2 separate regions of the Mus musculus genome follow, and region 1 is linked to region 2. The links are chromatin loops, found by intact Hi-C in ENCODE. Cell type or tissue: heart. All regions are shown on one strand. Links, peaks and the distances in the headings refer to the core of each region. The heading gives the core; the rest is flanking DNA.

What was found. Hi-C counts contacts between places; a loop is a spot of excess contacts. Peaks named below come from ENCODE experiments on the same cell type or tissue, not always from the same donor. Only the 100,000 strongest peaks of a DNase experiment are listed, where the experiment ranks them.
Region 1: a loop joins it to region 2, with 3 times the contacts of the local background. A loop is called at or near these places in 2 of 42 quality-filtered maps.

What each region holds. Positions count from the first base shown.
Region 1 is chr13:117,034,770-117,051,617 of GRCm38, reverse strand. It overlaps the pseudogene Gm29767. Among named protein-coding and RNA genes, the nearest start is that of Parp8, 18 kb to the right of the region's middle. In heart, for the core only: no CTCF peak of the experiment used is centred there; no DNase peak of the experiment used is centred there.
Region 2 is chr13:117,118,824-117,135,671 of GRCm38, reverse strand. Gm6416 (predicted gene 6416) reads right to left here and starts at 5,647. Exons shown (of 4, transcript NR_046023.1): 1 at 5,610-5,647; 2 at 5,408-5,515; 3 at 5,179-5,222; 4 at 1-1,219. In heart, for the core only: no CTCF peak of the experiment used is centred there; no DNase peak of the experiment used is centred there; H3K4me3 peaks cover 523 bases; H3K27ac peaks cover 1,329 bases.

The DNA.
Region 1 (16,848 bases), core at 6,531-11,530, 85 kb after region 2:
GTGGCTATCAAGATGAAGAGAATGATTTCTAACTGGTTCAGATTGCTGTGCTCTTTGGTTTGTCTTGGTAGACGTCAGTCTCTGACTATGTAACTTTTTTTTTTTTTTAGAAATAACTCTTGGTTTGGTCCTAGTCATCATAGAAACTCAAGTTCTAGCAACAGAACAAAACATAGTGGCAGAAGCTGCTGACCATGAAGGAACCCTAGCAAGTCAACTCTCCGATCCCTTGAGAAGATGGGAATGACTTGTACAGACCTGTGTCTTCCAGGGAGATGTCCTATGGTCAGGTGTAAAGCTGGTGCCTAAGAACTTGTCTAGATGATTAAGGGAATGGAAGGAAAAAAAATAGAAAGATTGTTGACAAGATTGGTAGAAAGGATGTGGATAAACCTCTAAGAATGATTCAGTTCTCTCTCTCTCTCTCTCTCTCTCTCTCTCTCTCTCTCTCTCTTTCTCTCTCTCTCCTCCCCCCCCACCCCCACCCCGCCACCGGTTTCTTTGCAACTTCACCAATGGATAAGCCAGGATGCTCACCTTTGATTTTGGGGCGGTACTCAGAACAGAGCAAGAAGAAGACCGAAGGAGGCCTCTTGGGCGAATTGGGGTCCTTGAACTTCTTTTTGGTCTCCCCTTTGAGGAGGGGGGATGTAGGTTTTCATTTCTCTTTCATAACGAGCCTTGTCAGCTTTTGCCATGTCTTCAAATTTCCCCTTTTCTTTAGCAGACATGGTCTTCCATAACTCTGAGCACTTCTTGGAGAACTCTGAGAAGTTGACAGAAGCATCCGGGTGCTTTTTCTTGTGCTCCTCCTGGCAGGTTTGCACAAAGAACGTATATGAGGACATTTTGCCTCTCGGCTTCTTAGGATCTCTTTTGCCCATGTTTAGTTGATTTTCCTCCGCAAGGCACAGAGTCTCCCAGTGCCTATCAGGCTCTCGCTTGCCCCAGTGCTGTCTCTATGGAGATCAATGTACTGCAATGGCTGTGAGAGCGGGAGCCAGACGCAGCCTCCTCACTCTCTCCGCTCTGTAACTGTCTGTCTCCATTTCTTAAGGGCAGTGATGAGAAAATCCAAATGGCGGAGCAAAGCATCTCCCTTTATGGGACATGAGGAGCAGGGTGAGGAAGAACCTGGATTTTACCTCCAAAGGCTCATCTACCCCTACTTCCGGTCACTTTCTTCCTCCATCCAGATTTCATCACCTGAGCCCTCTATCCTCTCCTCACCAGACAGGAACCAGGACTTTAAAAAAGAAAAATAATAGATGTTATTTATTCTTTGTGGATGTCATCCACGCAACAATGTGGTTTGACCATACTTGGCCCCAACCTGTTCTTCAACATCCCTGGGATCCTCCACCCCACATTCCTTTCCAACTTTAAATCCTCTTTAAGATTATTTGTTTATAACCTCTGAGTCTAAAGGACCAAGGTTTTTGAACACATGAACCTGTGGTGTATATTTTCAATTTAAATGTGTGTGTGTGTGTGTGTGAGAGAGAGAGAGAGAGAGAGAGAGAGAGAGAGAGAGAGAGAGAGAGAGAGAAAGAGAGAAAGAGAGAAAGAGAGAGGCAGATAGACAGACAGAATCAGGGACAGAGCAGAGAGAGTCTGTAACTGGACATGGTGGCACAACCTGTAATCCCAGCCCTTTTAGGAGTTCAAGGCCTGCTTTAAAATCTTTCTATCTTATTACATTTATGTATGTGAGCATGCATGTGTCTGTATGTCTACTTGCCTACTGGTATGCACCTGCCATGGTATGTGCATGCTTCAGTGTAAGTGTGGAGGTCAAAGGGCAAGTTGAAGGAGTTAAGTTCTCTCTTTTCATTATATGGGCGCTGGGGAGTGAATTCAGGTCACCATGGCTTGGCATCAGGTATCTTTACCCACTGTGTCTCTGGCTTTAATCACCGGCACTCACTCTCTCTCTCTCTCTCTCTCTCTCTCTCTCTCTCTCTCTCCCTCCCTCCCTCCCTCCTTCTCCCTTCCTTCCTTCCTTTCTCTTCTTATTTATTTTTAAGGAATAAACAGTGGCCAAAGCAAGATCATATCACTAGGTTATCAGCACATAGATGCAACTTTGATTAGCGGACTTTTTTAGCTGAAGCCAAATGGCCATTCATGCTAAACCGCTGGTAAAGAAGTAAGAAGGTAGGATTGATGTTTGTGTCCTTCTGTTGTCTTGCACATAGCTATAGAATCCAATACTTCCCAGTCTTCCATCTGCTCTTTTATCCACCTCTTTCATACAGGGCATGCTAGGAATGGTTAAGTATCAAGGCAGTACAGTGATGGACTTAGAGAAATGAACCTTTTGATTCAGGGTCTTACGTAGCTCAGTTGGCCTCAGATGCCCCATGCAGTTGAGGATGACTTTGGATTCTCGATTCTCCAGCTCCCACCTCTCAGCTGCCAGCATCCCTGGCATGTGTTGACATACATTGCCAAGTCACTCAGAGTTCTTGAATTTGGAGATGATGTTCAGTTACAAGGGGAAAAAAATTGGTTTCTTTCTGTTAGGAGAAAGTTTGGGTCTTTCATGTTTAGTTTAAAAGGAAAGGTCTGTATAGTTATTGAGCAAACCAAAGCAAGAATATCTGTTTTCATTTGAGGCTTTTTTCTTTCTGAGGAATTCCCTAGTGCACCAGTTTAGAAAACGCCGCCTGCTTTAGAAGCTAAAATGCCAAATGCTAGCTTCCCCAGCCTCCTTTGCAGCTAGGGTACAAACATATGATTTCAGTTTTGTCAATCTGTTTGCCAGTACTGCATTTTGACTTGGGAATTAATAAAAATGAAACAGATTCAGTTATGCTTTCTCTGTTTCTTGTGCAGGCAGTGTAACAGCTGCTAAAGTATCTGTTGTCTCAAGAACAAGTGGGAGTTGTAAGGGTGGTTTAGCAGTTGGCTTAGGATTGAGCAAGCCTCACAGTTGCTGTTCTGCGGGCTGCTTGCTTCTCACTGGTGGTGGGGTGGTTTCCTCGCTAGGTTTGGGGGTGCACTTCCTGGCTGCTTAGTTTTGAGTCTGGCTCCGGAGCCATTTCAATAGTTCCACAAATGACTAAATATGTTTGTGGTAAATGTATTTACTGCGGAAGTCGGACACATCGGCTCCTGCACGTTTGACATTTAGAAATTCAAGATAGGGCCAACAAAAAATGGCTTAGTGGGTAGAGGCATTGGCGGATGCCTGGTGACCTTAAGTTTGATCTCTGGAATTCACGTAGTGAAATGGGAACAATGACGCCTGCAAGTTGTCCTCTGACCTCCACACATACATCAGAGCATGTACACACACACACACACACACACAGAGAGAGAGAGAGAGAGAGAGAGAGAGACAGAGAGAGACAGAGAGAGAAAGAGAGAGATTAAGTAGAAAATTTGGATTAGATTAGTTGCAGGCATATGTTCCTTTCTGCATTGGTGGCCATGATTGAGAGATGGACAGGAGATCCTTCTCAAATGTGTGGATTAATAATTAGGTTGTTGAGGAATGTGCGAATGGGAATCTCTGAGGCTTTAGAGACCAGCACAATGCCTATTCTGTGTGTTTACATTTCAGTCACCCATAGTGAAATCAGAAACCTGAGCCCCAAGATGTGTTCACCTGACAAAATGACATTTCTTCATTTGGATGGTGTTATATCTCACATGTGCCTATATGCCCAAGGATAAGCATATTCTAAGTAAATTTTAGATTCATATAGTTAGGACATGCTATGTTTTACCTATACAGCTGTATATTATACATAAGATATAACATGCATAAATATTTAGCTCATAACCAGCTTACACGTCTAGCTGTGGCCCAGAGATCATCACATGAGTCAGTTCCCGCCCCCCCCACAAAGGACAGAAGAAAATAGATGTCTGAAAAGAACATATTAATATCTTTAGTGTTTGCATCATTTTACATTATGATCTATTAACATTTGCTTGTTTATTAAAGACAAGGAGGTGGTTTATATTAAGTAAAGATGGATGCAGAACATGAGAATGCACGGCTATAAGCCTGATAGTTGAGAGGTAGAGGGAGGAAGATTGCTTCAAGTTCAAGGCTAGTGCAATCAATATAGTCAGAGTGTGCCTCAACAAAACAAAACAAAACAAAAACCACAAAAAACCCCATATAAACCAATAACAAACAAAACAAAGATTTACTAAAAACTAAACCTGCCTCTCATCCAAGAGCTGCTTAAGTAGATTCTGCATGTTCGCTGCTTATCAGGCTCTGTCTCTGAGATTCTAAAGTCTCCTAGGTTCTGCAGCCAGCCTAATGTGGTATTGCCCTTACGCAGTATGGTCTACAGTTGCCAAGTCTAACCCAGAGCTCAGAAGATTGCAGAGAGCAGGCAATGTCTGCGTTTGTATTATCTCCTACAGGTTTTTTTTTTTTTCCACCTTCTTCTGTCTGACATGTCCCCTGCTACTGTCTTTAAGTGTTTCCCTTAGCTGCTGAGCTAATGTGCTTATGTCTCCAATGGGTCTTGAGTGAACCTATAAATGATTAAGGATGCATTAGCTCTCAGGAGGGTTGCTGTGATTCCCTGAAGAAGAGGTAGTGCCTAGAGACCTAGTCGTGCAATTTTCCTGTGCTGTTGGCCTAGCTTTGAGGATGAAGTCGTATTACTCAGCAGTGAACAGTGTAATTACTCACAGCAGTTCGCCTGGTGGCATATGACATCCAATTTACAGAATTAAAGGTAATGTGATTCAAATGAAAAATAGGTGATTTTTAAAGAATGAATGGCCAGCTCAACTATTGGAAATGTCTGGGTTAGAGTTTCTATGTTTGGATTTTTATATGGTTTTCGTTTTTAATTAATATCTTATTCAACTTGCTATAATTCTATTGAGATTTTCTAGGATAAAACAAATCTGAATTTGGTCTGGTATGGTGATATCTCTCTCTCTCTCTCTCTCTCTCTCTCTCTCTCTCTCTCTCTCTCTCTCTCTCTCACCTTGCCAAGACTTGGGGAGGCTGAGGCAAGAAAATCATATTGAGCTTAAGGCCAGTTTGTATTACATAGTTTTGGGATAGACAGGCTACATGCTAAGATTCTCTTAACGAATCAGGGGGAGGATGGGAATCGGAACATGTTCTTTAGTTGTCAGTCAAAATACAACCCTCCATGAGTTTTGAAGTCAAATTCTCAGATCTATTGGGAGTAACCCCTCTGAAAAAATAAAGAATAAACAGGAAATAACAATATTCTGTAAAATATACTAAGGATAAAAGTGGATGCTCACAATCACCTATTGGATGGAACACAGGGCCCCCAATGAAGGAGCTAGAGAAAGTACCCAATGAGCTGAAGGGGTCTGCAACCCTATAGGAGGAAGAACAATATGAACTAACAAGTACCCCCCAGAGTGTGTGTCTATAGTTGCATACGTAGCAGAGGATGGCCTAGTCGGCCATCAATGGGAAGAGAGGCCCTGGCATTAGAATTGCTTTAAGAAGTATTTTTAAGACCCAACAAGGTAGTCAAGTTCAGAAAAATAAAGATGTTTGCTGCCAAGCCTGGCTACCTGAGTTCGATCCTCAGGACCTACAAAGCAGGAGAAGGTGGTAGCCAACACTAGCAAGTTGTCCCCTGATCTCTATATGCATATCAGGGCACACACATCCCCCCATAAGCATACACACATGCAATAAATCGATACATTTAATTTTAAAAAGGAAACCTGACTTGGACCTGTGAGGCGATTTACTGGGTGAAGGTTCTTACCACCAAGACTGAAAACATGAGTTTGATCTCTGTGATGAGCCAAATCTTGCAAAGATCTCTGATCTTCCCACGTACCATGTCCCTCCATTGTCCATGTGCAGGCAGGCATCCCCCCACACACTAAATAAAATTAATTTAATAAAGAATATAATATAGACTTTGAGTCTGAGTCATTATTCTGGGAGCTTGAGGTAGGAGGAAACAGCCCATGGTACAACAGGGATCAAGAAAATTAATATAGTAAAAATGGTCATGTTACCAAAAGCAGTCTACAGATTCAATGTAATTACCATCAAAATTCCAACCTGACTCTTGACATTTCTTGAAAGGAGAAATTTTTTACTTCATATGGAAGCACATACTCATATGTACACACAAAGACCTTCCCCCACCAATAAGATCACTAAAAGAATCTTGAATAATAAAATAAGTTCTGGAGGTATAAGCATCCATGATTTCAAGTTGTATTACAGAGGTAGAGAAATTAAAGCAGCATGGTATTGGAACAAAAATGGGCACCTTGATCAATAACTTGAAGACCAGATGTAAATCCACACCTATAAAAGACCTGATTTTTGATTAAAAAGAAGCCAGAAAAATACACTGGAATAAAGACACCTCTTCAATGAATGGTGTCAAACTGGATGACTGTATGTGGAAGACATCAAATAGATCCATACTTATCACCTCACACAAGACTCAACTCCAGTGGATCAAAAACTTCAACACAAAAACAGACAAATTGAACCTGATAGAAGAGAAAGTGGAGAATAGCTTGAACTTGTTGACACAGAAGACAACTTTATGAACAGAACACCATAATATCAATGTATCCTTATGAACAAAAAGGTTGGGAATAGCAAAAGACACCTTCATTTGGACAAAGTGGCAGCCTATAAAATGGGAAAAGATTTTTTATCCATTATACATTTGATAGAGGGCAAATATTCAAAATATATAAAGAACTCCCAACATTAGATATCAAGAAAGCAAATAACCAATTTAAAAATGTGATGCAGATCTGAACAGAGCATTCTCAACTGAGGGGAACTCAAATGGCTGAGAAACACCTACATAAACATTCTACATCCTCAGCCAACAGGTAAATGCAGATCAAAACTTATTTGAGATTTCATTTTACACCGGTCAGAATCACTAAAGTCAATAAAACAAATGAGAGCTCATGCTGGCTATGACGTAGAATAGTGGGAATACTCATCATTGCTGGTGGGAGTGCAAACTTGTACAGCCACTGTGGAAATCAGTGTGGTGATTCCTCCACAGAATGGGGATTGTTCTACCTCAAGCTCCAGCTGTACTACTCTTGAAGTGTCCTAAAGGGCACCTCATCTTACCACAGAGACATTTGCTCAACCATGTTCATTGCTACTCTATTCATAATAGCAAAAAACTGGAAACAACTTAGATATCCCTGTACAAAGGAATGGATAAAGAAATGTGATACATTTATGCAATGGAGTATTATGCATGAAACTTGCAGGTAAATTGATGGGAGAGAGAGAGAGAGAGAGAGAGAGAGAGAGAGAGAGAGAGAGAGAGAGAAGTCATCTTGAGTGAGGTAGCCCAGATGAGGAAAGACAAAAATGGTATGTACTTGCTTATATGTGGATATTGCTTGTTAAGTCAATCAATGATAATCAAACTACAATCTATAGAACCAGAGGTTAGATAGACAGTAAGGGACTAGGAAGAGATATATAGACCTCCTTAGGAAAGTAGAATACATAGATATGGATGGATGGGGGAGAGCTGACATGGGAGTATCAAATGGTGAGAGGAGGGAAGAGGGTATGAAGGAAGGGATATGGAAGAGAGAACTAAAATTAAAGGCCATTTGAAGAGTGGTATGGAACCTAACAAAGTAGGCACTTCCTAAAATACATACATATATGATCTAAATGAAATTGCCAAATATAAGGGAGGCAGAGTCCCAACTGACCAACTCTTGTCACCAAATGAAGCTTCCAGTACCAGAATTGGATTATAGCTAATTGTGTTTGTTGGCCCAAAGGTTTCCATAGGAACTCTAAACAAACTAGGCTGTTGCCAAAGATATAGGTTGTTCTCCACAAACTGTCAGCAAGGCTTCTGAGGATACTACTTGCACAACTCATTGATCATGGGGAAGTCAAGATGGTGACAACATAACATAGAGCCTTCACCCCTATATTCTAGGGTCTTAGGGACAAGAAGGCACTCTGGGTTACAACCTGTCTAGGTTTTGGGGAGGACTGTAGAAGGACTTTGGAACTTTGAGCTACAAGATCCATTTGTTGTTAAGAGCTCTGTGAGATGTTGTGTAGGCGCTTGGAAGATAAGGTTGAGAACAGTGCAGAAGATGGAGGCCCAGTTTGTGAAATTTCAGAGGGAAGATTAAAGACTCTTATCAGGGCCATTGTTACTTTGATTGTGAAGATTCTGTGGTTCTGGTTAGCTGGGGCTGAAGAATCAGCTGTGATTAACAAGATACCAGAACTACTAAAGTGAAAACTTTGCATTACTGGGACTATTGATGCTGGTTAGCTGGAGCTAAGAAATTAGCGTTGATTAAGAAGAGACCAACATCATTGAGGTGACATCTTCTGGGAAATGTTTTCTGAGAGCACAGAGGCTGTGTTCCAGAGATAGCCATGGTTGTACCTTGTGCTGTGGCTGGACTTGGTAATGTGTAAGAGTTACCCAGGTGGTACTGGTTTTGAAGGCATGAAGGGGTCATGCAGAGCAGCTGAGGCTCAGCACTGTGAGAGGTCATGGAAGGTCATTGGTGAAGGTGCAGCCTCAGTTGCAATTGATGGCCCAAGACTGAAGGGGTCATAGAGTGTTTTGGAGATGCCAGGACCATGAATGACCACCAAGAACAGCAGCAGCAGTGGAATACAGGCATCTAGAGCCTAGAGGAAAAGCTGTGTGCTACAAAGGATAGGGCTGGAGAAGTGACCTAAGCCCTTGGAGGAGCCCAGAAGATCGTGAGTTCGAACCCAGACATTGGACAATTGGAGTTTAATTTTTGCTTTTGATTGTGACTGTGCCCTGATATTTTTCCCTCTTGAAGGAAGAAAATATTTTAGTGGAGCCCACAGTTAAGAGACTTTGAATTTTAAAAGATATTGGATATTTTAAAAGGATTGAACTTTTAATATGTAAAGACTGTGGGACTTTTAAAGTTGTTTAGATCTTGGGGATGAATAAGAAACTAAGGGTTGAGGCTTACTAGTGATGTGTTTGTGTGTCAAGTTGACAAGAGGTAAATTGTACTGGCCAGTTTTGTGTCAACTTGACACAAGCTGGAGTTATCACAGAGAAAAGAGCTTCAGTTGAGGAAATGCCTCCATGAGATCCAGCTGTAAGGCATTTTCTTAATTAGTGATTAATGGGGGAGGTTCCATTGTGGGTGGTGCCATCTCTGGGATGGTTGTCTTGGTTCTATAAAAGAGCAGGCCGAGCAAGCCAGGGGAAGCAAGCCAGTAAAGAACATCACTCCGTGGCCTCTGCATCAGCTCCTGCTTCCTGACCTGCTTGAGTTCCAGTCCTGGCTTCCTTGGTGATGAACAGCAGTATGGAAGTGTAAGCTGAATAAACCCTTTCCTCCCCAACTTGCTTCTTGGTCATGATGTTTGTGCAGGAATAGAAACCCTGACTAAGACACTATCTATCTATTTTCTCTCTTTTTACCCTATAGATCCTTCTCATACATACGATGGTCTCCAGTTTAGTGTTTTTATGGAATGCCCGAGTGGCTCTCTGTTTCTTGTACATTCTCCTTTTTTCTTTTTGTTTGTTTTGTCCAATTCTGATGTGTTAGTTTTCTGTTTTATCTTATTATATTTCATTTTCTTATTATCACTAGAAACCAGTTTGTTTTCTAGTGAGTGATAGAAAGGGGGAGAATCTGGATAGGTGGAGAGGGGAGGAGGGGCTGGGAGGTGTAGAGGGAGGAAAAACTGTAGTCAGGATATATTATGTGAGGGAAAAAATGTTTTCAAACAAAGGAAAAATATGAAAAACAGAAGAATTTTAAGCTAATCTCCTAATCTGCTACAGATAACTTTTGTTTCATTTCTTGATAATAAATGTGACATTTCTTGATATTTAGATTTTATTTTTTTTGTAAACATTTTATTATCTTATTTGATGTGTTCCTGTATGGATCTCACTGTGTGTGAACCATGAGCCATGAGTGTGCAAACACATCAGATCCCTGGGACAGAAGTACAGGTTCTGAGCTGCCATGCTGGTGGTACGGAACCAAACCTGGATCCTCTGCAAGAACAAATGCTCGTGAGCATTGAACCACCTCTCCAGGTACAAATTCAGATTAAAAAGAAAACAACAACAACAACAACAAATCCCAGAACTTGGGAGGCTAAGACTGGAAGATTAGGATTTTGAGAACAGTACTGCAAGACTCTTTTTCAAAAACAAAACAAAAGAAGGAAGTGCCACATAAACAAATTTATATTGTTTATCATTAATCTATCTAAGTGTGTGAACTTGCAGATTTCCCTGATGAAAGCCCCTTAGAGGCATTTCTCTTTTGACTCTGGAGCAAACACTAACACTGGACAGGTTTTGGGCCTGGCAGGCAAGATGACACCTTGGCTCTTTGTCCCTAGGTCTGTCTTCTCAGGCTCCAGCTCTCTCATTTGCATCTTGCCTTGCTGTGACCTTCTCTGGATTATGCCACTCACATTTCATGGCTAATAAACACCAGTATAAATAGAACTCATAAGTCAGCCCAGTATGTTGGTATTTCTGTGCCCTCTGTCCTTAGGAGGCTGAGGCAGACAGCAGGACCAAAAGTTAAAAACTGTCTCAGGTAAGTAAGAATTCATCTCAAAAACACAAAAAAGCAAACAGAATAAAACTTTCCCAATTCATCAGAGATACAGAGAATCCTTCGCCCATCTACTGAGGCTTGTTCCTAGGAGGAGAGTCTAATCCCTCAGTTGTGTGGAGCAAAATGACACTTTAATCCTAGCACTTGAAAGAGAGTATTGAAAGAATAGAGTTCTAGGGTTTCCCTATCTTTACATACATCATCCTTAACCATACACAGTCGAGAAGCGTGACCAAAGGCTGCAGAGATGGTTCAGCAATAGACTACAATTGCTGCTTTTCCAGGGGGCCTGAGTTACATTCACATAATTCATGTTGGGTGGCTCACAACTATATAATCTCTAGGAAATCAGACACCTGGCCTTTGAGGTTACCTGTACTCATGTGTACATATCTACATGCAGACTCACACACAGACACATAATTAAAAATGATAAAAAATATATTTATTTAAAGAGAGAGAGAATTTGACTAGATCCTTGTGATGTTTTGAATATGCTTGGCCCTGGAAGTGCACTATTAGGAAGTGTGAACTCTTTGGAGTAGGTGTGTCACTGTGGGCACAGACTTTAAGTCCCTCATCCTAGCTGCTTAGAAACAGTTTTGAGGAAGGCATATCAGACATTGTGCATATCAGATATTTGCATTATGATTCATAGTTGTAGTGGCTATTCCTGGTTGTCAACTTGACTATATTTGGAATGAACTACAATCCAGAATTGGAAGGCTCACCAGTGACCCTTATCTGGAGGCTTGGAGATAGAAGTTTCTGATCTGGATCTTGGTATGGAGATCTTGAGTCATAGTGGCTATGGATTCCAGAAGATTAAATCTCTGAGTTTAAGGAATACACCTTTAATCTGGGCTACACCTTTCATCTGGGATTAAAGGTGTGGTGGAACACACCTTTAATCTGGGCTACACCTTCTGCTGGAGACAATATAAGGACATTGGAAGAAGGGAGTCTTGCTCTTGCTCCTTCGCCTGCTTGCTGTGTGAGACTGAGTAACTGCTAGATCCTTGGGCTTCCATTCACAGCTGCGACTGAACCATTGTTGGGAATTGGGCTGCTGACTGTAAGTCATCAATAAATTATTTTACTATATAGAGACTATCCGTAAGTTCTGTGACTCTAGAGAACCCTGACTAATACAGAAGTTGGTACCTGGAGTGGTTCTAGAGTAACAGAAGTACAAGGATGAATCTTTTAAAATACTGGAATTGGCTTGTTGATCCACCAGCATTTTCAACTACTGAAACCTCTCCAGATTCTCTCCTTCCTGGGAGCTCAGAGAATTTTGAAGACCCATGGTTGAAACTATATTTCAAACTTAAAGAAACTAATGCCCTTGTTTTTCTTAATGAATTAGGTGATTCCGTGCACAAAGCTTTCTACAAGATGGGGAAAAAAATCAGAAAATGATTTTACTGGCTGGCTGCTCTTAGTATCTGGGGAAAAATGATGAATGAAAGGAAGGAGTTGTGTGATAAAATTGAAAGGCTCCAGACACAAGTAAACGATCTAAAAGTTGCTAAGTGTGTCCTTGAAGAGAATCTTCTCTCTTGCAGCAATAGAGCTCAAGTTGCAGAAAATCAAACTGAAACCCTCATTGTAAGGTTGGCTGAACTACAGCGAAAATTCAAGTCTCAGCCTCAGAGTGTGTCAACAGTTAAGGTAAGGGCACTAATTGGCAAAGAATGGGATCCTATAACATGGGACGGGGATGTGTGGGAAGACCATGTTGAAGTTGAGAATTTTGAATCTTCAGATTCTCAAGGGTTTGCCCCACCTGAGGAAGCAGTACCCTCAGCCCCACCCCTTGAAATAATGCCTTCCCCACATGAGGAAATTAATTTTGCAGAGCCTGATAAACCAGCAATGACTTTCACTACTGTTTCTCAAGGCCCACCAATAGTTTCTTCTAGACCTGTAACCAGACTCAAAGCAAAACAGGCTCCTAGATGGGAGGTAGAAAGTGTAGTCCATGAGGAAATTCGCTACACTACTAAGGAGCTTAATGAGTTTGATAATTCATTCAAGCAGAAATCTGGTGAATATGTGTGGGAATGGATTTTAAGGGTGTGGGATAAGGGTGGAAGGAACATAAAACTAGAGCAGGCTGAGTTTATTGACATGGGCCCCCTGAGTGGAGATTCTAGGTTTAATATGGACGCTCACATAGTTAAAAAAGGTGTCAAAAGTTTGTTTGAATGGTTGGCTGAGGTGTTTATCAAAAGATGGCCTACTGGAAATGACTTGGAGATGCCTGATATTCCGTGGCTTAGTGTTGATGAAGGGATTTTAAGACTTAGGGAAATTGCAATGCTAGAGTGGATTTATTGTGTAAAGCCTAATTGTCCACAATGGGAAGGTCCAGAAGATATGCCCTTTACCAGCTCTATAAGACGCAAATTGGTGAGAGGGGCACCAGCACATTTGAAGGGTTTTATTCTTTCCCTTTTCCTTGTGCCAGATCTTAGCATTGGAGATGCTTTTGCTCAATTAGATGAATTAAATTCACTGGGTTTAGTTGGATTCAGAGGTAACAAGGGCCAGGTGGCAGCATTGAATCGCTGGAGACAAAGTGATCGTAGTTATAATGGACAGCGTAGACAAAAGAATGTTTATAATAACGTACCCAGTAATGGTCAGCACAGGAGAGGTGAAATTTATAATGGCATGACTCACTTGGACCTTTGGTACTGGCTAATCAATCATGGTGTTTCCAGGAATGAAATACATAGGAAGCCTACTGCATATTTGTTTGATCTGTATAAGCAGAAAAATTCTCAAACAAATGAAAGAAAGGCTACATTAGATAGTGGTAAACAGCAATCTCGGCCAGTGAATCAACTTCCAGATTTGAGCCAGTTTGCAGATCCGGAACCCCTTGAATGAAGGGGTGGCCAGGTTCTGCTGAGAAAGGATCTTGATAAGACACCCAAAGGTTTTGCTGTTACCCTTTCTCCAGTTCTTCCCCAGAGGGACCTACGGCCTTTTACAAGGGTAACTGTACGCTGGGGAAAAGGAAATCAGATTTTTTGGGGTCTGCAGGATACTGGTTCTGAGTTGACACTGATCCCAGGAGATCCCAAGAAACATTGTGGCCCTCTAGTTAAAGTAGGGGCTTATGGAGGGCAGGTGATTAATGGAGTTTTGACTGATGTCCGACTCACAGTAGGTCCCTGGACACATCCTGTGGTGATTTCCCCAGTTCCAGAATGTATAATTGGGATAGTTATATCATGTTAGGCGTATTCACAACCTTGTTATTGTTTCATGTGAACATGAGATATTATTTGTGTCAAGTTGACAAGGGGTGGATTGTAGTGGCTATTTCTGGTTGTCAACTTGACTATATTTGGAATGAACTACAATCCAGAATTGGAAGGCTCACCAGTGACCCTTATCTGGAGGCTTGGAGATAGAAGTTTCTGATCTGGATCTTGTTATGGAGATCTTGAGCCATAGTGGCTATGGATTCCAGAAGATTAAATCTCTGAGTTTAAGGAACACACCTTTAATCTGGGCTGCACCTTCTGCTGGAGATAATATAAGGACATTGGATGAAGGGAGTCTTGCTCTTGCTCCTTCGCCTGCTTGCTGTGTGAGACTGAGTAACTAGCAGTAACTACTCAGATCCTTGGACTTCCATTCACAGCTGCAACTGAACCATTGTTGGGAATTGGGCTGCTGACTGTAAGTCATCAATAAATTCTTTTACTATAGAGACTATCTGTAAGTTCTGTGACTCTAGAGAACCCTGACTAATACAATAGTAATAACAGAATTATAGTTATGAAGTAGCAATGGAAATATTTTATGGTTGGAAGGCACCATAAAACAAGGAGCTGTATTAAATAAAGGGTTGCTAATAGACATGGTTTCTATCTTCTCACTCTATAAACAAAAACATACACACACACACACACACACACACACACACACACACACACAGACACATAAATAATCTAAAATTCTTTATATTAGAAATCAAAGAGGGCTGGGCAGTGATGGCACACGCCTTTAATCCCAGCACTTGGGAGGCAGAGGCAGGCAGAATTTTCAGTTGGAGGGCAGCCTGGTCTACAGAGTGAGTTCTAGGACAGCCAGGGCTACACAGAGAAACACTGTCTCAAAAAAAAAAAAAAAACTAACTGACTAACTAACTAACTAAATAAAGGGAGAGAGAGAGAGAGAGAGAGAGAGAGAGAGAGAGAGAGAGAATGGGTACAGATAGATTATAAAAACGAAGAGTTAAATCTGGAGTTAGAGCGCTAGCCATCTCTCTTACTGGCATGTGTCTATAATTCCTGAAGTCAAGAGTCAGGCAAGACACTAGAGACTCCGGGTGTAGCCTGAATGGATCCCATACCCACCAATCTCACAGTGAAAAAGAACAGAGGTTTGTTTAGTTCATGGTTCTTCAGGAATGAAACATGCTGCAGAAAAGGCTTGCGTCAAGAAGCAGTACCCAGAGCCCTAGAGAGCTGCCTTCTGCCTTCCTGTGCATTGCAGAGTATGTTGCCCAACTGTTCCGTAGGGTGAACTTCCCCTCCAATCAGATTACCCCTTAGTAGGAGGTTGCGGTGTGTCTCTGCCTGCCAGTGATCTCCCTAAAATGCCACTGGATACAAGCAATTGAAAGTAGTTCATGTGGAAGAAGCACTCCCTGTCGTTGATCCCTGTTCCCTAGAAAGCTGGATTTTGGGCTTTGCAGAGCTTTCTGCTGGAACCCAGTTCACAGCATCTAAACAGGCATCAGAAAAACAGAAGCTGGCAGGGTTTTCTTCTGTTGTTGTTGTTGGAGAAAATACAGTAGTATAAAATAACTATTGAAGTTAGTGACGTACAACAATGCTATTTTTTTTTAATCTTTTGCTGTGTTCTGAAATTCACATCAAGAGGAAAAAAGTAATCATTTAAAAAAATCTATTATTTGGAAATTGGGCAGTTAGCTTCTCTTAAAGTAAGTTCAAATGTTTTAAAATTCTGCCAGCTGGGGCTGGGGCTGTAACTCAGTGGGATAGCCTTTGTCTAGCATACAGGAGGCTGCAGGTTCAAGCCTCAAAGCTTTCCAGAAGAGAAAAAAAGAGCTTGTCAGTAAAATCTGACGTCTGTATAATTTTAAAGAAATATGCCTCTTTTAATCCCAGAACTCTCAAGGCAGAGGCAGGTGGATCTCTGAGTTCGAGGCCAACCTGGTCTACAGAACAAGTTCAGGGATAGTCAAAGCTACACAGAGAAACCCTGACCTCCCAGACCCCCCCCCAAAAAGAACGCCAATAATCCATGTCATTACAAATGAAATAAAAAAAAATACAAACATGCAGGACATCAACATGCAGAGAATAGAACTGTTCGTGTTTTGCTATGGTCTCCACACTATGACACACAACTATTCAGATTTATAAAGAATCTGACTTTATAAAGAGTGATTTCATAGTCTCCCTTCAGTTTATAAACGCAAACTGAGCATGACAGAACCAGAGCTCACGGGGAGGTGTTGAGACATTGTTGCAGAAAGATTACTATGTGGGATTTCCTTTCAAGGACAGTTAAGTTTCTCGTTTGTCTCAGGTGTGGTCTTGTAGCCTTTCCCCAGCATTTGATTGGTTTCTTTTGTCTTTACTGTTTGTGTCAGTAGAAACTGCTACAAAAGTGCTGAGTAACAAGGCCCCTCCAAACTCTGCTGTGTCACAGGCTCCTCTCTCAAGTGTCAGCCCGTGATCTGAGAGGGGCTAGGCTGCTCTTGCTTCCCATTGTAACTTGGATCCACTTTGCCCTATGTAGCTCACTCTTTCTTCTGGGATCCAGTAGATTAAGTCTTGTTTTTCTTCTCATACTGGCAGGAGTACAAGATACCAAGTCAGGCCAAAAAATGCATACTTCAAGTGTAGTCGCTGTCTTCCACTTCTTTTTCCTCTTCCTCCTCTTCTTCTTCCTCCCCCTTCTCCTCTTCTTTCTCTTCTTCTCCTTCTCTTCCATTTCCTTCTCCTTCTTCTCCTTTCCTCCTCCTTCTTCCCTCTCATGTACCTTCACATAACCTATTGTTTGACACAAGCTGTGGGAATACCCAAAGTCACAAGGCTATAATGCCTACTCCACTGGGTTTGAGGCTAAAGGAAGCTCCCCCTGCAGCAAAAGTTGAGAAGTATCTTCCTCTCATGCAGACTGATGGCCGGGGACACTTGGGAAGAGTAGTGCAATCCACTCAATTCAATTTTATTTAAAAAAAAAATTGAGCATAGT
Region 2 (16,848 bases), core at 5,815-10,814:
TTGCTTTTCAAGTCCAGGAATTATTTTTCTCACTATTTAATTACCAACATGTCACAAAAAAAAAATCATTAAGGACTTTTCTACCCAATTTCAAAGTATAATTCTCAGCATGATCAATGTACAAACACTCAGAATTTATAATACAGAACAACAGATGATATAATTTCATCTAGATTTAATATGATAAAGATACAAATTTAATTTCTCTGCTATTCACGATCAATACTTTGCCCAGGAAGGCATCCAGGGTTTTTATAGTCAAACAGGTTGGTGATGTCATGTGGGTGTTGCAGAGAATCACATGCACACACCTGTGGGGGTGAAGAGACATACCCATACTGTAATATTCAATTATGGAAATGGAGTTGATCCATGGGGCACAGTGAAAATCAAACAAGAGTCCTTGTTTTCTGCAAAACCAACTGAACCACTGAGAAAAGAGGCCAAATGACCATCAATCTCTACCCTAGGAATCCCACTTGGTAAATCTCAAAATTGAAATTGTATGTTGGAATTAAACACAATTGAGGTAGCCCTAATGTAACTGAAGAAAAAGTATTTTTCTTCTTCCTTCACTGGTCTTTAGGTCAAATACAGATTAAAAATTGCTTTGCAATAAAATGGGCTTTGGGGAGAAATAAATAGCAGCTAGTTATCGATTTTCCAGCTTGCAGACCCTTTCTTCAGTCTCTCAACCTTTTGTAGCCTTGCCTCTCTGCTTTTTGTCTTTCTATGCCTCATTTCCCCAAGTTACAGAAAATAGTGAACATTATAAATGTACTTATACAAACAACATCATTTAAATAATGTAAAGATATTTAGTGGAATCTATTTTTCCAAGGCAATCTACATGTGACTGAGAATTTCCTCTTGAGATGACAACGTTTCCCATCACAAAAATCTGAAACTGGGTGTTTTCCACCAATGTATTCTCAATTGAAAAAAAAAAAAGATGACAACTTTAGGTGATCTTGGACCGGAAGAATGATGACTATATATACAGAGTACTTGACTCACAATGAACACAATTTTGTAGTTGTGGCTGTGGATGTTCCTGAGGGAGTAGAAAGTTTGCCTGGCAGACAGAAAGCAGTGGACTAATCTCCAGCACTAAGTAAGCTTGGGTGTGGTGACACACAGTGGTGACATACAGCGGTACAGACAGGAGAGTCCGTTTATCCTTAACTAGTTCCAGGCAAGTTTGGATGACAATAAGGCCCTGTTTCAATAAACAAACAAACAAAAACAAACAATTTAATAAATAATTTGTTATTACTAAAAATTATTTATACTAATTTATTCTCTTGACAATTTTATATATGTATATAACATGACTGACATCACTCCCCTTTCCCATCTCCCCATTCCCCATGTTTGTCTGTTCCCTCCCCTGTACATCTCTTTCTCATATTTATATCTATTCACTTTCTTCTGTGACCCACTGAGTTTAACTGGGGCCATCTGTGTGCTCATGGGTTTGAAGTTATCCATTATTAGCACCTGGTGAGCTCAGCTATAGGCATGCAACTGAAGTCAATGACTCTGAGAATCTATCAAAAGCCAATTGTGCAGCAATCAAAACTGGGCTGTACCAGGTCTTCCTCCCTCCATGCCTCACAGTTGGCAAGTTAAGTCTTATGTGGGTTTAACGCAAGCAACGAATTGTGAGTTCACCATTGTGATAGCTGTATTTAGTCTAGAGGGTGGCATTTATCAGTCCTTCACCCTATCTCCTGACTCTGACATAATCACAACCCCTCTTTTACAGTGTTTTCCAATGCTGTAAATATCTTGTTTAGGAATGAACCCTCAACTATCATTTGTTCTCAGCATCCTGGGCAATGGTGAGTCTCTGTGTTTACTTCCATTTGCTACAAAGACAAGGTTCTCTCACTAACACAGAGAGTGGCTTTTGTCTGTGGGTATAAACATAGATATTTAAAATGTAGTTTGGTCTATGTCAGTTTGGTTAAACAACAGTAGTTGTTGTTTCTTTGGGCTTACAGTCTTCCTAAGCACAGATTGCCAACCAGGCTTACAGTATCAGACATGAGTTCTCTACATCAGTTACTGTGGAGCAGGCCATAAATCCAATCATAAGGTGATTGGTTGCCTCCATAGCAATCATGCTGGTATTGCACAGATGGATACATACTTGTCTGGCATATTGGTTCTATGGTTTGTAGGGTTCACAGTGGCGCACACCGTTGATCTCAGCACTTGGGAGGCAGAGGCAGGAGGATTTCTGAGTTCAAGGCCAGCCTGGTCTACAAAGTGAGTTCCAGGACAGCCAGGGCTACACAGAGAAACCCTGTCTCAGAAAACAACAACAACAAAAACAAAAAAACAACAAAACAACAAAACAAAATAAAACCCAAACCAAACCAAACCAAAGATTCCTTTTCTCTTCCAAAAGCCCACGTAGCTCTTCCAAGCACTGTAAAACCAGCCAGCAAGGAGCAAGATTCTAGCTCAGTCCCATCTTGCTTTTACTCCGTACTACAATCAAACACGTGGTATCTTAAGCAGTTCATTCCCTCTAGTTCTGGTGGACATCCAAGATGGCTGACAAGAATCTGCATTATGTTAGGGGCTCTGGGGCTTTCGTGACGCACTCTAATTGAGGAGTCCCATACCTGGGACTAGGACTTGTTTAGTAACCCACTTCTGCTATGAAAAGCATTAAGTAGATATTCAGAGCATCTCCCTTCCATCTCTCTCTGGTATTCTGTATTTGGGTTACAAGATAGTAAGTTTCCATATGGCTTTTCCATACACCTCTTGTTTTGTGTTATTCTCCCCCCCATTCACACATCTCTCCAACCCTGACACTCCCTTCCTAATTAAACATTTCCACCTCCAGTATTCCATGTCTCTACTTTCTGGTCTGTTATTAAATTAGCATCTTACATATATAAAAATGATGCTACATTGTGGTTTTCTTGCTTTTTACTTCCTGTTAAGGATTGAGTTACAAATGTGGTCAAGCTAGATCCTTCATATTGATCTTTACCGATGAGTTTTTGGATTCTACTGTTTTATAGTTTGATAAAGTATCACAAATAGACTCATTGTATGAAAAAGCACAGCAATGCTCTTAAAATAAATCGAATTTCAATTTTTGTGAGGAATACCTGTCTTTTCTTTAGGATAAATGTGTGCTTACTAACACACATAGCTCAAAAGGGTAAACTCCCTTCCCAAAATAGTTTGTGAGGGGAAATTTCCCTTTCTCATCTGCTACCACCACATTTCCTCCAAACTAGAGTAAACAAGTCCTCCACAGTGACAAATGCTTAGTTGTCTTCCAGAGTGTGGGTGTCATGCACCTGCCCAGGAGCCCATGCTCACACCTGCCTCTCAGATTCTGAGCCTGCTCCTGGAGTCTTCCACTGTCACTGTCACTCTGGTGTCATGCTAGCTGGTGCCAGCTGGGCTCCAACACAGCCCTCGTTCACTGTCCACAGGGAAGGGTGTCCTCATACCAGGCATGCCCTGACAAGCCATACATACAGTGGTGACTTTTATAGCCCATGATGTATATAGGCTGTCTATCCTGTCTGAAAAGGTCAAATCCTGTCCCACAAAACAACACAATCAACACAATCAACTCCTTAAGAATGATGTCGGAGGTTGACTTTAGGTCTTCACAAACCCGGGTATACACATGTATTTAAACACACGCACACACACACACACACGCACACACTCTAGAGTAATGCTTCAAATCCATTTATTTTTAAAAATGCGGACACAATCTCTTTACTGTCAGTAAATTAGTCTAGTTTAGAGGCTTTCTCATAGCTGTGTCTCATCATTCAGTTGGTAGAATGCTTCCTAGCATACTTGCCCTGTGTTCAATCTTCAGCACCACATTAATCAGGTTGGTGATACATGCAATCCACAGCTACAGACTGAGTTTGAGGCCAGTCTGAGATACATGAAATAACTTATTTAAAACAAACAAATGAAAAAACAATGAAACACCCCTAGTCAGTTGGTAAAAAGGTATTGAAATAACAAAAAATATTTTTAGGAGAAAGGAAATATTTCACTTACTGTACTCTGGAAACACAGTAAGAAAAAAAAAAAAAAAAGAAAGACAAGAAAAAGAAATCACTAGTTCTTCATCCTCATGAACTTTATTGAGGTGAAATTTACACGTGCCAACATGTGCCCCTGTCAGTGAGTCCTGAGCAATGCCCACACTCATGTGACCCCTAACATGACCGAGACTGTTTGGTGTATTTGCATCACACTCTAGACAGTTCTTCCTCTTGTGTACTTTTCTGTCTTTCGCCCCAGACAAGGACTGGCCTTGCCAGCCTTCACTTTATATCGCTGCAAAGCCATTTTTTCCATTCTATATGTCCATATAAATAATATAGAAATCACACACCACATATGTGTGCACAGTAGCTTCTTTAGGGATAACTCTGAGCTCCACACAGTACAATAGAATATATAAGTAGTTTATTTCTCTCCATGACTAATATACCATTGTAATATTGCACTATATATTGATATATTACCACCAATAATGGGATGATCATTTGTGGGCAGGTTTTTCTGTGAACATATATGCTCATTTGTTTTAGATAATAATTATGAGTGGAGTTGCTATATCATATTTTAAGTGTATGGTTAACTTTGTAAGAAACAGAGATAAATTGCCAAGAGTGATGGCTCACACTTTTGATCCTAGCACTTGGGAGTCAGAGGCCTGCACATTTCTGAGTTAGAGGCCAGCCTGGTCTACATGCAAGTCCTAAGCTACCCATAGCTACGTGATGAGATTCTGTTAAAAAATAAATCAAAAAGCTTTCTGTGATGATACCACTGTCACAAAATGGGGAATTGTTTCTAAATATAGCTAAACTTTCTGTAAGAAACATAACGAACACCATCTCCAAACTGTGACATGATACCAAAGGCCAGGGGTTCTCTGCCCGCCCAGTGAGAGCAGTGTTGAGAGAGGAATCCACCTGCAGGCTAAAGCTATAAAGAATACGCTTACTGAGGCTCCAGTGTGCAGAGCTCAGCGGCAGATCAAGAGGATACTGGATCTTAAGAGATGTGAGCAGTTTGAACTGGGAGATAACAAAAAGATGAAGGCCAAGTGATCCCCATCTCGGCTGAACGTTTTATGAAGACAATCATTCATGATATTATACTCACTTCATCTGGTTGCAGTTTGTCTTCTGGGAAGGGATAAACCAGATCTGTGAACAACAAAAGAAAAAAGAAATTAACAAAAGTTATCTTCTAAAATAATTGCACCCAGAAGCAATAGGCAAGTTCTAGCTGCCTCAAGCCCTACTCAACATTCTCTGCATTAGAGTCACACCACTGGAACACACACCGAAAGCAACTCCCTTACACAGAGTAAGGTTTTATTCTGGCTCACAGCTTTGTAGGTTTTGGTTGGTGCTGGCTCTGTCCAGTTGTTTGGGCTCTGGTGGTGACACAGCATGTCTTCAGGCAGTAGATCAAAACCATCCTCTCCTTGGCTATGCTGTAAAAGAGTACAGGAAAAAAAAATCCTAGCTCTTCACAGACCCTTCAAGGGCATCCTCCAACTGCTGGGAAGATCTCCCACAAGACTCTACCTCTTGAAGTCTGCACAGTCTCCCTCCAGTGACACTCTGGAGCCCAATTTCTTAGCACTCAGGCCTTTGGGGACCATTCCAAATCCAAACGATGCAATACTGTTAGTCTTCCTAATTATAGCCGCGTTTGTGAGCCTGTCATCTCCTCCAGTTTTAATTTGCATTTCCCTGCTGAGAAGTGACTTTGATCGGCTTCTTATTGGAATTTGTGTATTTTTCCCGTAAGTATCTCTTCAGTCTTGGGTCTGTTTTCAAATGGTATGGGTTAATAATGAAATGCTCCCCTTCTCACTCGCCTTGAACCTTGGCAGTCTGCAGACTCAAAATGCCATTTACAGAGAGGACAAAATTTTGAATTAGATTCATGAAAGAACCTGTTAGTAACAATTAGTCACTCCGTTTTCTGCCCCTGACTCCTTCCTCAAAGGGCTTCAGCCAGCTTGTGGCACACCATCTTTCTTTTTAGTTGGAGTTTCCATTGCTTGTGGGACTCCATCTTTCTTTCTTTTTTCTTTTTTCTTTTCTTTTTTTGTTTTTTTGTTTTTTTTTTTTTCAAGACAGGGTTTCTCTGTGTAGCCCTGGATGTCCTGGAACTCACTTTGTAGACCAGGCTGGCCTCGAACTCAGAAATGCGCCTGCCTCTGCCTCCCAAGTGCTGGGTTTAAAGGCGTGCGCCACCACCACCTGGCCCATCTTTCTTTCTATTTAGAGCCTCCACTGTGGCTCTATTCAGTGCTACTGTCCCTGACCACTTAAATGAAAACCATGCCTATCCTCTATTGTCACATCCACAGCGGTGCTCTTGAGAAGAGATCACATCCAACCTACTTTCCAGGGAAATCTCCAGCATACCTTACACCCCAGCTCACACTGAGGATTGAACAAATATTAGTTTTAAATAATTTAACCTCAATTACCCATGAATTAATAATTTGGAGGGGAAATATGTTCAAAAGTATTATTCCATATATAATTCTTTTTGAAACACTGTACTGTTGTTAATAGTCTGTAAGTGGGAATTATTACATAATTATTTACCTCAGTTTACACACACTATTAAGCCAGCATTTGCTAAATACTTACTCTTCTGTTCTCTACTCTCAAAATATGTAATAAAATATTTACATATAGCAATAAAAGTTAATGTGCCCAAGTGCAAATAGGCAACAATCACATAACACAGCCAGCAGTAACATGAAATAAACTCTAATTATTAAAGAGGAAGAAAATGAGAAGGGGGAAATCTCACTCTCGTGAATAACTAAGAACAAGGATCATTTTAAGATATGTAACTATCTCTACAGAAAAAGGTTGCATAATTTATACTTAATTAAAAAAAGACAAAGGTTGCAATGTCATTTATTTATGGAACCAAGTAACGTATCTATGCATATTTTCCAGACATTCAAATAGTACTCTGTGACTTCCCTTTTAAAAATAACTTTGCCTGACTATATAACATTATAAATACGATGCAGGTGTTATGTACAGTTGCATCTTAGAAATTAATCAAATTGTCCGAAGTTAAGCACCTAGGAAGTTTCTATTGTGTCCTAATTGTGAAGTATATACTTTGCAGGAAGAGGAGAGATGTGGCTAAATGGAGTAAGTTCATAAATTACATTCGGAATCAAGTCTAACTTCTGCACACATAAGCAGAGGAAGATCAAGTCCACATGGTCCTTGTCTCCCAGCCCCAGGCTGCCCCAGCTTACGTTTAAACCCTGCTGTCACTTGGGATAAAGCACACTCAGTCTCAGCCCAGTTATCTGTTGAGAAGCTCTTCAATTTTCGCAGTCAGGACATGTTTAATTTTCTCAATCAGTAAGATTGAAAAGAAGACATGTATCTTTTAGTCATCATTTGATTTCCGATATCATGTCTAGCCTGTTATCAAGTTGTTGTTTTTTAATTATGAGGTGAGAAGAAAGATTGGCAGTTATTTCTTACTTCCTTTCTTAAGCTTCAAGCCCGAAAGGGGAAGAGAATCCTAAACGTAACGACAATTCAATCATTTGCTTATCATGGAAGAAGGCACTTCTAAATTTAAAAATAGCGCTTGCCTAGAGCCGAGTTATCAAAATCTATTCCTGTCACAGCTACTAACTAGCCCTGTGTCATAAGACACTTCTCCTTTCCATTTCAGGTACCTGAGCGTGGCTGGAAAGCGGCTGATATTCTGAAACACCTTTCAGTTCTGAAGGTTTTCTTTTCTTTTTTTTTTTATGGCTGTCTTCCCATATTTATCTTTTTTTCCTAGTCTCCATTGCAACCAGTCCACTTTCTATTACTCCACAATTACCTCAGCACTTTGCTCCAAAAAAAAAAAAAAATCTACCTTTGACTTTACTGAGGATTTAGCTTTCTAAAATGTCACCAGAACCTTCCATTGGAATGTTTTGCCACACATGGTCAAGCCTTCTGCTTGAGCCAGCGCCATCCTTCTTTGGTGTGAGAACATGCAGCGTGCTTCCTCTTCTCTTGCCAATTTTTTGTTTATCATCATTCCTGCCTATCACGTGCACTTCTTTTCTTTGTAGCCCAAGAAATCTTACCCTACTCGTGAGTCACATTCTCTAAATCACTAAGATGGTTTATCTAGTGACTAATAAGGAAAGGCACTCTTGGCCCCCAAGAGACAGAGAAGCCAAAGGGGCACACCTTATGACGGATCTTCCCAATGTTGTGTTCCCTCTGCTGCCTAATGATGAAGGCTGTTAATGCTCTAACGCTAACTCATCTGCGCTGTGCAGGCCACCAGCTGAAGAGTGGTGAGGCCTTACTGCTCCTGTGCGGAAAACTACCGTCTCTAAGAGATGATCATGATAAACATATAAGAGATGAGAATTTGTTCGTGAATGCCTCAGTTTCCCTGGGCTGCAGTGGGATCATACTTTATTGTGTTACACACACCTCACCATATGTTGGCACTAGGTTGAAACCCAGATACCCAGTGTGGACCTACAGGAGGAGGCTCTCTGTCTTGTTTATACTTTTCTTGGTCTTATTTCTGCACCCCTCCATCCCTGCCATGGAAGGCTGACCCTCACAGGCACTATTACCATTCAGACATTTTGCAGAAGGACTTCTAAGGGAGATTTGTGAGCATATGGTTTTTTCCTGGTTTGGTTTTCTTAAAAGAAAATTATTTCGCTTATGGTTTCAAAGTTTATCAATCCGTATTTATGTGTCATTCTCTTATAAAATCTATCAAATGTCCCAAGCTATTACTGTTTTTTTTCCCTCTTCTTGAAGGTTTCATTCTTACAAGAATGGGTATTTTCTCCTTTCAGTGAATTAGCCCATAGTTTATTGACTCTCATTTCTAATTTTTACTTAGTCCTGCATTTTCTATTTCACTCATTTCTAGTTTTACATTTAAAATTTCTTCCTCTTTTGTTTACTATGTCAGTGGCTTTTTATAAACTTGAGCCTCCTTCCATAGTGAAGTAGGTCTGGAACTCACAAGATAGCTCAGGTCAACCTTGAACTCATGAGCAGTCTTCCAACATCTGTGGCTGTTTGAAGTGAATGCTACATTTTGTTGCTCTGCCTGTCTTATCCTTCAATTAGTGGATATAAAATTTCTATCCAAACATTGACTGAAAACTACCAGTCAGGGTACAGAGTGCCTTTATTGTCTATTGTCTATGATTTTCAAATACTTTTAAAGTTCCACCGAATTTATTTAGTAGAGTATCACCTAGCAATGCAATATGTTATTTCCAAAATTGCTGGGTATGATTAGATAGTTTTGGTTATTTGTTTCTAGTTTACCTTCTTTGATTATAAACTTATAGAACCTTTCTACGTGTATGTGCATACAAGCTTATGAGTATACATGTGTACAGGTGCATATGCATGTGTTTGGTGGCTAGAGGACAGCCCCAAGTGTCATCCTCAGGGATGCTGCTGACCTTCTTTGAGACAGAGTCAATCACTGGTCAGGATAGACTGAACTGAAGGGAACTGTAGGGATCCTCCTGTCTCCACTATCCTACCACTCCGATTACAAGCAGGGGCTCCCATGCCTGGGGTTTTCGCATAGCCTCCAGGAGCAAAGCCCACTCAGGTCCTCATGCTAGAGGTGTTCCTCCTGCTTGAGAGGCAGAAGTGCTTTAGCAGCTGAGCTCTGAGAATCGTAGTCAGCTTAGAGATTTTAGCCAAACCCTTAATTTATATGAATGTCTAAAATCCTTACAAAGCATAAACCTTCTGTTTGTTTGGGGAATCATGCTCTAAAATATGTGTCTGGCTAGAGACTGTTAATAAAATTTAGCTATTTTAATACTTTTCTTCTATCTAATCTATCACTTTCTTAACTAGTCCATTGAACTATTCCAAGCAGAATTATAGATTGGGAAAGTTTTGTCCCAGTAACTCTACCAGTCTGTAATTTTGATTTATCTGTTGCATAGTCCTGGTTCAGCAGGCTTGCATTGTAATTGCTCTATTTTTGTTAATTATTCACTTTTCTGTTAATATTTTTCATCACTTTCAAGAATACTATCTTCTGTCTTCACCTCAGGTCCCATGCTCAACATGTCGGTCTTGAAAACTTGGGTCCCCGCTCCATGCAGGTGCTGAGGCTTTATGTGCCCGTGGCTTTCTAGGTGACAATCCCAGGAACCATGTGATACATTCCTTCGTTGTGTCAGGCAACTCCACATCTAAACCCTGGGCTTTGTTGTTCTCTCTTTTAAGAATCTGGATGGAGAAGTAGGTAAGTAAAGACAAGGAACATGACAGAGAGATAACAGACTCATATATACAGAAAGGGGATGTCTATCTATAGTGCAGCATACAGGGGAAGAGATGAGAAGTGCACACAAGATTGGATGTTTCAGTATGTGTTCTCTGCCATCTTGTTTGTGAGGTCTATCAACTGTCAAGTAGAAAACTTGACTATTTGCTCTTTTTTTTTTTTCTTTTTTTTTTAGGATTTATTATATTATGTATGTGAGTACACTGTCACTGTCTTCAGACACACCAGAAGAGGGCATCGGATCCCATTACAGATGTGACTGCTGAGAATTGAACTCAGGAACTGATCTGGAAGAGCAGTCGGTGCTCTTAACCACTGAGCCATCTCTCCAGCCCAACTAATTGCTGTTTCAATTCAAACCTTTGGGTTGCAAATATGGCTTTTTGATGTGAAATGAATTTTCTGGAGCAATGTAGTCAGCATCCTGCTTGCTCTGCTGTACACATAGCCCTAGAGGTTACAAGCTTCTAGTTGCTTCCCCTGGAATGCACAGCTCCCCTCTAGTGATGCTCCTGATGTAGTTCTGCAGGAGGTCCTGCTAAGTGCTTACTGCTTTTAGAAATGGCACCTGGGCTGGTGCCCAAACATGCATTAAGAGGGAGAATGGTATTAATGTGCCCTTAAAAAACATTTTTTATAGCCTAGCAGGAAGAAAAATCACTTTGTTCTCATAATTTGCTTTATGTCTTCTTATTATCAGTGTTAATTGCAGTTTTCTAATAAAGTATTTATTTAACCTCCATCAGTTTATTTTCTTCTCATAAAATTTATTCTTCCTGGAAAATTTATTTCTTCCTTTCAAAATTCTATATAATTTAATTAAGAGTTTTGGACGAATAATCAAAATAACTAATGGCGGAGACATTGCTGAAGTGGGTGGCTGAGACACTCGTTAGTGTAATGTCTAATTTATTTTCTTTCAGTCTATTTAGACTTTAAAATTCAAGCTCTTTTTCTTTTCTAAAAGTAAAGAAGTCTTAAGAGGTCTAAATCGAGCTAAGCCAGACACATCCACTTACATTTTTAACAATTTTGCCTGTATTTTGACAGCTTTTCTTCCTTCACCATTCAGATTATAATTTATGGTTTCATTTCACAGCAGTTAAATATTATAGTCAGTTTTAGGGAGTGAAAAAAGTATCATAATCCGGCTTCCCAATACTGTCATCCACGAGTCATTTGGAAAATTTAGGAATCTGTCCAACTAGATTTCTCCTAACACATGTCTATGTCTGTGTACAGTGCTAGGACTATCAATTCTTCACATTGGGAAAGCGATAAAACAAAATAAAATGAGATAATGAAATAGGGTATCAAGTGAAACACGAATATGACCATGCCACCTGAAGAACTACTGATGCAAATTTATTTAAATTCATCTTATACATTTCTACCAGTACTCTATATAATACAAATTGATGAAAATAAATCTTTCACTTAGGAGCAAAGAATTAAACACAAAATATATTTTGTTATCAATTATAATCAGTTATTATAAATTACAAAATTTGTATTGTTTTAAATTTTTATTTATTAGTGTGTGCACAAGCATGTGTGTGTGTGTGTGTGTGTGTGTGTGTGTGTGTGTGTGTGTGAGATGTGTATTTGTGAGTACAGGTGTCTGCAGGCCATAGTGCACTGTGGATGTCAGAAGAAAACATCTTTTTTAAAAATTAGGTATTTATTTCATTTACATTTCCAATGCTATCCCAAAAGTCCCCCACAAGCTCCCCCACCCACTCCCCGACGCACCCACTCCACTTCTTGGCCCTGGCGTTCCCCTGTACTGAGGCATATAAAGTTTGCAAGACCAATGGGCCTCTCTTTCCACTGATGGACGATTAGGCCATCTTCTGATATATATACAGCTAGAGACACGAGCTCCAGGGGGTACTGGTTAGTTCATATTGTTGTTCCACCTATAGGGTTGCAGATCCCCCCAGCTCCTTGGGTACTTTCTCTAGCTCCTCCATTGGGGGCCCTATGATCCATCCAATAGCTGATTGTGAGCATCCACTTCTGTGTTTGCTAGGCCCTGGCATAGTCTCACAAAGACAGCTAGATCTGGGTCCTTTCAGCAAAATCTTGCTAGTGTAGGCAATGGTGTCAGCATTTGGGAGCTGATTACGGGATGGATCCCTGGATATGGCAGTCTCTACATGGTCCATCCTTTTGTCTCAGCTCCAAACTTTGTCTCTGGAACTCCTTCCATGGGTGTTTTGTTCCCAATTCTAAGAAGGGGCAAAGTGTCAACACTTTGGTCTTCGTTCTTCTTGAGTTTCATGTGTTTTACAAATTGTATCGTGTATCTTGTGTATTCTAAGTTTCTGGGCTAATATCCACTTATCAGTGAGTACATATCATGTGAGCTCTTTTGTGATTGGGTTACCTCACTCAGGATGATGCCCTCCAGGTCCATCCATTTACCTAGGAATTTCATAAATTCATTCTTTTTAACAGCTGAGTAGTGCTCCATTGTGTAAATGTACCACATTTTTTGTATCCATTCCTCTGTCGAGGGGCATCTGGGTTCTTTCCAGCTTCTGGCTATTATAAATAAGGCTGCTATGAACATAGTGGAGCATGTGTCCTTCTTACCGGTTGGAACATCTTCTGGATGTATCCCAGGAAAGGTATTGCAGGATCCTCCGGGAGTACTGTGTCCAATTTTCTGATGAACCGCCAGACTGATTTCCAGAGTGGTTGTACAAGCTTGCAATTCCACCAACAATGGAGGAGTGTTCCTCTTTCTCCACATCCTCGCCAGCATCTGCTGTCACCTGAAGTTTTGATCTTAGCCATTCTGACTGGTGTGATGTGGAACCTCAGGGTTGTTTTGATTTGCATTTCCCTGATGATTAAGGATGCTGAACATTTTTTTCAGGTGCTTCTTAGCCCTTCAGTATTCCTCAGGTGAGAATTCTTTGTTTAGCTCTGAGCCCCATTTTTTAATGGGTTTATTTGATTTTCTGGAGTCCACCTTCTTGAGTTCTTTATATATATTGGATATTAGTCCCCTATCTGATTTAGGATAGGTAAAGATCCTTTCCCAATCTGTTGGTGGCCTTTTTTTTTTTCATTTTTTAAAAATTTTTTAAAATTTTTTATTAATTAGGTATTTTCTTCATTTACATTTCCAAAGCTACCCCATAAGTCCCCCAAACCCTCCCCCTAACTCCCCTCCCCCCCCATTGCACACACTAGCAAGATGTTGCTGAAAGGACCCTGATATAGCATCTCTTACGAGGCTATGCCGGGCCCTAGCAAACACAGAAGTGAATGCTCACAGTCAGCTATTGGATGGATCACAGGGCCCCCAATGGAGGAGCTAGAGAAAGTACCCAAGGAGCTAAAGGGGTCTGCAACCCTTAGGTGGAACAACAATATGAACTAACCAGTACCCCCAGAGCTCATGTCTCTAGCTGCATATGTATCAGAAGATGGCCTAGTCGGCCATCAGTGGAAAGAGAGGCCCATTGGTCTTGCAAACTTTATATGCCTCAGTACAGGGGAACGCCACGGCCAAGAAGTGGGAGTGGGGGGGGAGGGTTTGGGGGAACTTATGGGGTAGCATTGGAAATGTAAATGAAGAAAATACCTAATTAATAAAAAATAAAAAATTAAAAAATTAAAGAATTAAAAATGAAAAAAAAAAACGATGGGTGATAGGTAGATAAATAGATGATAGATATCTTGTATTGGCTGATTTTGTGTGTCAACTTGACACAGGATGGAGTTATCACAGAGAAAGAAGCTTCAGTTGAGGAAATGCCTCCATGAGATCCAGCGTAAGGCATTTTGTCAATTAGTGATCAAGGGTGGAGGGCCCATTGTGGGTGGTGCTATCTCTGGGCTGGTAGTCCTTGGTTCTATAAGAAAGCAAGCTGAGCAAACCAGGGGAAGCAAACCAGTAAGCAGCATTCCTCTGTGGCTTCTGCATCAGCTCCTGCTTCCTGACCTGCTTGAGTTCCAGTCCTGACTTCCTTTGCTGGTGAGCAGCAGTGTGGATGTGCAAGCTGAATAAACCTTTTCCTCCCCAACTTGCTTCTTGGTAATCATGTTTGTGCAAGAATAAAAATCCTGACTAAGACATGGATACATATAAAGGTCTGAGGTATGTGTGTGTATAGTTGGCTCAGATACACAGATATAGGCACATTTGTGTAAGGTTTGTTCAGAGACACATATATAAGTTTGTGTGTGTGTGTGTGTATGGTTGGCTCAGATACATACATATAGGTATGTGTATATATACTTGGTTCAAGGATGACAAATAACAAGAAAAAAGCAAATATCGGACAAATCAAAGGAAAATCAAAAAGAAGGAGAAAGGAATCCACAGAGACCAGGGGTGTGATTGATGGTTCGGAACCAATATGTTAAATTGCACTACAGAAATTCACTGCTTTGCTCAACCTCCTGTCCTCACTTGGATGGAATCATAGTGTGGTGATTCATGAACAGGACATTGTACCTCAAGTGTCTTCTCTTTTTTTTGATAGGTTTTGGTTTGTGTTGTGTTATAAATGCGGCTTTTATTTCCTCCAATAAAGTGATAAATGAAAAATGTATCTAAGATGGGTGAGTACACGGCTTGGGCTGTGCCCAGAGTGTTTTTTCCTTTGTTCTCACTATCCCTAGGCCTAGACCTGGAAGCTTCTAGCCCCTGAACAATCTAATCTTCCAAGCTGACTGATTCAATCCAGCCTTTGATTGAATTACTCTGCCTGTCATCATACTAACTTTGGCAACACATTCTAATCTTCTGGCTCCTTCTCATTCTCTGGCTTGTTTTGTTTTTACCTGTGTCTAGCTTGTTCTCTCTGTAACCTGTCTCTGTAAAACTGTCCTGATACTAACTACCATACAAGCTCATCACACACCACACCCAGTGCAACCGCTGTTTTTCCCTCTTATTGCTCTAAGGAAGCCTCTCTTCCTCTGCTGTTCTCGTGAGAGCAGGGCACATCCTAGCTCTGACTCTTTCTGTCAAGTCTTTCTCACATTTGTCACTTTGTCTGCCCCTCAATTAGATGTCACCTTCAACATGGCTGCTTCCTTCTACAAACTAACCTTATCCTCATTGTTAGGGATTAAAGGTATGTACTAAGGGCCGGTCTATATTCCAGCCAGATTATACTATAATCCTAGCATCTGCATTCTGGCCAGATCATATCTTTGAATGAGATCCCTCGTCAGAGCCACATGTTACAAGATTAAAATTCTTCTACAGTTGTGTATTAAATTTGAGGTCTGGAGCAAGCCAGACAATCACACTACAAATGAGCCACACCCTAACCCTCCAAATTGCTTTGGAACAATGAGTTTTGCAGTCACTGGAAGATATGGAAACCATTGTACACTCAGTGTAGATTTCCCACTGGATTTGGTTCGTTTCATTTTTCTTTAACAGCGAAGCTTCTAGTTAGTATGCTGAAAAACACATGTATGTGGTATGAATGCAAATGAGGGTAAGTGACCCTGAGACACATAGACCTGCCACAGCTGACTGCTCATTCTGTGCTTTCTCCAGAAGGAGCTTCAGACACTCGCCAATTTCATATTATTAGTCAAGTAGAAGCAACATATTTCAAAAATCGTTTGACATTTCTAAGCATTTGAGCCTTTGCTTTAAACTTAACACAAAATCCTTATACACTGCCATGATCTGCACTTGCCTTCCAGTACACTGTCCCCAGAGCTTGCTTCAGAGTATAAAAACCTTTTGTTTTCTTCTCAACTGAAATTCCCCTGGTTGATTTTTAAAGGCAAGATTCCTCAACAGAGACAGCCCGAAAAACGTGTGATTTTTGTTCTATTCATGCAAGGCACAGTGACTCTTCCAGCTTTGCCCAAGTTCCCTAGATGCCTGGAACTCAGTTTTTGTTTTGTTTTGTTGTTTTGTTTTTGTGCTCACTGCTCTCTGCTGATGTCACTATCAGTTTTCTGGGAAACCATTGCTTCAGAGTGGAATCTGTACATCACAGCCTTAGGAAAGAGTATTCTGGGCACTCAGATGACATCAGTCTTCTCTGGGATGGGTTCAGGGAGGGAATTCCTTTCCGTACCACTTTAGGCAGCTTGACACTGAGTGACCCTGGGTAATTAGTTAACCACCTTGTTACCCTTACAGGTAATGCTATGAAGGACACAAATATAAACAGGATTTAGTACTGTTGACCACACTCTATGTCTAGTACTAATATCTAGTATCAGATAAAGGCTCAAGAAAACATTTTGGTGGATTGAGTAAGTAACACAGCATGGTGGCCATAGCTATGAACAAAGGCATATCACATGAACAAAGGTATACCAAAATAAATATAACTTTTATTGTCTTATATATAACTTGTAATTTATATTATACATATATAATTTCAGATATAATCTTATGTTCAAAGTGGACATAGGATTAAATTTTTATGAAAATAGAAATACAGTGTCTCCTTATCTTTGCCCTTTTATTTCTACTAT